Regions from separate parts of the Homo sapiens genome. Here region 1 is linked to region 2. The links are chromatin contacts, found by Hi-C or POLR2A ChIA-PET in ENCODE. All regions are on one chromosome and are shown on one strand. The core of a region is the stretch at or near the end of the contact, and the rest is flanking DNA. Distances in the headings are between cores, read along the strand shown.

Region 1 (2,700 bases), core at 182-2,681, 250 kb after region 2:
GGTGGATCCTGAAGCCGGGATATAGGCTCCATGAGGAACTAGAACTCAGAGTATAGGCCTTGATTGCTGAGTTAAAACAGTAGATTTAGCCCCAGGGTACTGAGGAACAATAAGAGGTTTTAAACAGAGAGTGATATGATTGGTTTTGCACTTTGGCCATGTGGGCAGGAGCATACTTGGAATGCAGACTCATAACAAGCAACTCAAGTAGGAAACTATCACAACAGATGATGGATTTCCAACCTGAAGCAGCAGGACTGGGGATCCTGTGTTCATCCTTTTCTCCTCTACTCAGCACATGTATGCATGCACACACACAATCACATACACACACTAACCTCTTCTTTGATTATGATGCATAAGGTATAACCCATCCCCAACCACTGCCACCAGTGCCACCACCCTAAAAGGAAAAGATAAAGTTGCATAAGTGAAGTTCTTCAAGCTATGGAATCTGAATCTCAGTCTCACCCCAAGACCTGTTCCTTCTTCCTCAGGGGTTCCTTCCAGAAGGGAGAGCCAGGAAATCAAATCCTTGGCTCTCCTTTACCTTCTGAGATTATAAAATGAATAAAGAGGAACACAAATGTGAACACCCCAAATCACTATCTACTAGATTTTCCCCAGAGTAAATTCAATAGTAGAAATGGCGTTGAGGCTGGTTTTAACATATGGTACTTGACATTAAAAGTCCTGCTTTCTCATGGCAACTCTACCATCCACCAACTGTGTGGCTTTGGACAAGCTATTTTTCCTATCTTGAAAGGCATACTCAGCACTGTCTTTGCAAAAATGACCACAATCCTTCAGTCCTCCCTGTAAACATGTCCTTTGCAATGAGACATTGCATCTCCTTCCATCAAGAAAGTAGAGTCGCTTTGGCCAACAGGATGTGGCAGAAGTGGCAGTGTGCCGCTTCCAAGTTCAACCCTTAAAAAGCCTGTGTACATTCATGTTCTCTTGCAGAACCCTGCAGCTGCTGAGTGAACAAGTCTGAGTTAGCCTGCTGGAGGGTGAGAGAGCTGAGGCTTCACATCCCAAGCCAGTTTATAATCAGCAGGCCTCACACATGTGAGGAGGCTCATCCTAGATCAATGAATCACAGGATGAGATGAGTCCTCAGGAACCACAATGGAGTCTTGAGCAGTAATAGTTGTCATTTTAAGCTGCCAAGTTTTAAGGTGTTTTGTTATGTAGCAATGGTTAACTGCTAGAGGTGTCAAAAGGACTTTGGCAAGTCACAACTATCATTACCTCAGAACTTCATAAAAACCCCTTGGATGCAGATTTGGCCTCCCCACTTCATGTGTGAGAAAATTGAGGATTGAGGAGGGGATGAGATTTCTTTTATGCACATGACTGATAGGCAATAAGTCTGGAATTTGGAGCCAGGCCATCTGACTACACATCCTGTATTCTTAAGTGATTCAACGACTCTTCTTGCCTTTGTCTGGCCTCAGACACTCTCCTAACCCAGGTATCAAGTCAGCATGTAGAATGGGGGAGATGTGGTCACGCTCAGTGGCCAAGCCTCCTGAGCCACAGACGTTGGGGTGAACCTGGCCTGCAGCACCCAGTTCTTCCCTTTTGCACTCTGATGTGATGCCGGGGTGTTGGGGGGCACACTTGGGGAAGTGTGATTTCAGGAAGCTATGTGGCCCTCAGAGCAGTGAAGAAAGTGTCCAATTCTAATTGCAAACCTGACAAACCACAGTGACCCTGAGTAGCTCAGATGATGGCCCAGAGCTGGGGGAAATTCTCCCTCCCAAGACCGGGGCCCTGGGGAGGCCTCTGGACTGGGATTCCTGAGACCTGGTCCTGGGGCCTCCCTGCCACTAGCTGGCTGTGTCTTTGAGCATGGCCAGCTCCTTCTCCAAGCCTCCATTTCTTTATCTGCAAAGATGCCCTCATCACCTTTAGGATTCTAAATAGCCTGACCCTGGAGCTCAAGATCCTTAGTTTCCCAGGAGTTATGTGAGATCTGGGCCATTGTCAGATTTTGAGGCTCCCAGTATATGATGAAATATTTTTTAAAAAAAGGCAAAATAGGGTGTCAAAATGATGGTAACTGTTAATGTTTATGTGGAACATAATCCCTGAAACCCCTCATCCCTGCCCAACACACTATATTTTTGCTGATTGTAGAGACAGCAGCAAAGTTTAAAGTTGATGTGTTTGCAACTATATCCTGTGCTTGAGTGGTGATCATCACCATTCTATCAGTGGCTTAGTGATGAATAGGAACAGAAACAGGGAGGCTTGACACTCACACCTGCTGTGATGTGAACCTCTATTTGGCCACCTTTTAGGAAGGAGGCCCAGCCAGGCCCAAAGCCAGTGCTTTTATGGTCATGGGTCCCGAGATGGAGCAGTGGCCAGCTCCTGTAGCCAGAGTAAACTGCCTGGTTTGCATCTGAACTGGAGTGACTAACGCTGCATAGAGGATACAATAAAACAGATCATGGAAAATTTAATGGCCCGTGGTTGGCAATCACTGAATTATTTATGCCATCTTTGCCTCTTCCGAATTCTCAGTTGCTCTTCCTCCAGCACTGCAGCCCTGGCTGTCTGCAGGCTGAGGAGTAACAGGGCCTGGGGAGATCAAGACGTGGGCACCAAGAGGCTGGAGGTTTCTGAGTAACTTTGGGCAAAAATTGCTTCCAATCTTTTGGCTTCATTTTCTCATCTGTCAGTTAGGGG
Region 2 (2,700 bases), core at 157-2,656:
GGTACCTTCTGGAGAGATCCTCATCTCTTTGGCCCTTCACCAGGAGACTCCATGAAGGAATTGGGTTAGGTGGCTGGGGTTTGGAGAGAATGCTGGGCAGGGGTTTTGAAGCGCATTTGAGTCTTAGCTCCAAGTCTGCCCCTTACTAGTGTCCTTGTTGGCTCTATTACCTCCTGGGCCTAAGTTTCTTCTTCAGTGGAATAGGGTAAAAATACCTCCTCTGCAGAGATGCGTCAAGATCAGTGAGTAGAGGTGGGGCAGGGATAACTTCTCGAGGCTAGCCCAGCCCTGTCTAGAATAGCTTATGATGAAAATGGAGAAATAAGATAGAAACACAGGGAAAGAGCAAGTGTTGTCACGGGGCATCATATAATCCCTTGCTAAGTTGCAGAAGTGAGCACTAGGGTTCGGAAGAGAGAGAGGGCAGTCCAGAGAGGGGAAATTGCTGGCTTGAGCTCACATAGCCAGAGGGATAAGCGCAGGGTCCACTGGGCAGGTGGCTGAGCTGGGCATTGGAAATGAACAGTAGATCAGGCACCCAAGGCAGGTGTGCCCAGCTGATCCAGGCCACAGCATGTAGGCTGCTGGGCCCCTGCAATTTCAGATTCAGTTCTGTGTGTCTCCTGGGCACCTGCTCTGGCGGTGGGAGTACATGCTCTCCAGGCATGTGTGTGTGCTTCCCATGTAGTGCAGTGAGCAGCAATGTGGCTTCAATCTTTGGTCCAGGCACGGACCCAGCACCCAGAGAAAGCGATTTTCCTGCTTGTGGTTTCCTGGCCTCCTCCAAGAACCTCACACGTCCATGTTGCTCACAGAGAAAGATGGATCACTCTGGGGGTTCCTGGAAGAGTTGCTGTCTTTGAACAGTCCCTCTCTTGCCAAGACCCCTGCCTTCCTCCCGGCCCCCAGCCTACTGCCTCTCCGCAGGAGGACAGCATGTCCTGGGCCTCTGCTCTCTGGCCTCAGTCATGGTGTGGCTGGGTTGCTCTGGGGACGCTGAGGGTTCTTGATCGCGGCCTGTCTCAGGGTAGGTCCCCATGGATTGCCCTCCCACCCCTGGCCAGGTTGCTGTGGTTTCCCCATCAGTAGAAATGACTCCTCACCCACAATTGCATCAGTCCCTCCACAGACGCAGTGAATCATGTTGCAAGATGTGGTTATGGACTGCGCCCTGTGCTCTGGTTAGGGGCTGGTTGGGCCGGGCCAGGGGTGAGGGAAGTGTGGGGGGTTGACCATGTTTTGACTTGAACTTGGGAGAGGAAAGAAAAACCCAGGAGAGGGCCTCCAGGGGTGGGGTGGGGTAGGTGTGAGTTGACACTGAACTCATCACCCATGGGACTGAAGCAAGTATCCAGTAACCTTAACCGAGACCACACTGGGGAACCTTCTGGCTTACTCACCCTCTGGCCCTACCGCTACCACCAAGAGAAAAAGAAGTGAAGAGAACGAGCTGGTTCATCCTCTAGTGCATTGCAGCGGCGTGGGGGAAACCAGGGAGATGGGTTGGTTTGCTTTCTTCCTGTTTCTCTATTTGAACTCCCTGGCTTGCTTCCCTTCAGCTGACACATGGTGGCCATGGGCTGAGAATGTCCAACCTCAAGAAGAATTTCTTCCCTCTCTCCACTTCACAGGCCAGGCTCATAGCTGCCCCTGGGTAGGAACTATCTGCAGGGAGGTAGACTCCAGCTGCTTGGAGTTGTATGACCCTTCCCAGAGGCAGATCTACCCATTTTTCAGTGGAGAAGATGAGGCCCAAAGGGAAGTTGCCGGACACTTTGCTTCCGCCTCTCTCTCCCATGCCCTCCTGTGCAGCTGAGCTCATGGCATCAGAATCTCAGGATCTTTCAACACTTTCCAGCTGGGCAAGGTGGGAGTGAGTTGGCTGTGTCTTCTTGTTAATTGTCCATGCCTTTATTTACTTATTTATTTTTAATTTTTAAATTGACACAATAATTGTACATATTCATGGGGTACAGTGTGATGTTTTTATACATGTATACATTCTGTAATGATCAAGTCAGGGTATTTGGTACATCTATCACCGCGTACATTATCATTTCTTAGTGGTGAGAACATTCACAATCCTCTCTTCTAGCTACTCTAAAATATACAATATAATATTGTAACCATAGTCACCCTCCTGTGTAATAGAACAGCAGAACTTATTCCTGCTACCTGATTGTAGCTTTGTACCTATTGACCAACCTCTCACCATGCCTCCTCGCCCTCTCCTCTCCAGTCTCTAGTAACCACCATTCTACTCTCTACTTCTACGAGATCAACTTTTTAGATTCTGCATATGAATGAGATTGTGTGGTATGTATCTTTCTGGGCCTGACTTATTTCACTTAACTTAATGTCCTCCAGGTTCATCCACATTGCTTCAAATGACAGGATTCCATTTTTTTTTATGGCTAAATGGAATTCCATTGTGTGTGTGTGTGTGTGTGTGTGTGTGTGTATGTGTGTGTGTGTGTATAGATAGATAGATAAAGATATCATGGTATCTTTATCTAATTATCCATTGTGGGACACTTGGGTTGTACCTCTTCTCTACAGGAGGCAAGGCTGTGCAATGGTTCAGAGATAGCCCAGCAAATGCTCTGTAATGAGGCTTGGAGTTTCAACCTCACTGTCTTGAGCAGAAGAGAAATGGGCAATATGACATATGGAGGTGCCACTGAAACAAAACACCCCAAA

The links. Hi-C counts contacts between places; a loop is a spot of excess contacts on that map. ChIA-PET counts read pairs that join two places held with the same protein, here RNA polymerase II (POLR2A). Pooled maps may share reads with other maps.
Region 1: a loop to region 2 is called in a pooled map, with 3 times the contacts of the local background. The contact joins two enhancer-like sites. A Hi-C loop is called at or near these places in 1 of 168 maps with a recorded cell type or tissue (PC-9), 1 of 37 single-sample maps with no recorded cell type and 6 of 50 pooled maps. POLR2A ChIA-PET finds 5 or more read pairs at or near these places in 1 of 52 experiments (A549).

What each region holds. Positions count from the first base shown.
Region 1 is chr15:70,235,267-70,237,966 of GRCh38, reverse strand. No RefSeq gene overlaps it. Among named protein-coding and RNA genes, the nearest start is that of TLE3, 140 kb to the right of the region's middle. Within about 2 kb of position 1,431, at least 2 of the 41 ENCODE cell types and tissues checked have a DNase peak (open chromatin) inside an H3K27ac peak, as active enhancers do.
Region 2 is chr15:70,485,322-70,488,021 of GRCh38, reverse strand. No RefSeq gene overlaps it. Among named protein-coding and RNA genes, the nearest start is that of LINC02205, 19 kb to the left of the region's middle. RefSeq lists an enhancer at 1,226-1,285. Within about 2 kb of position 1,406, at least 8 of the 41 ENCODE cell types and tissues checked have a DNase peak (open chromatin) inside an H3K27ac peak, as active enhancers do.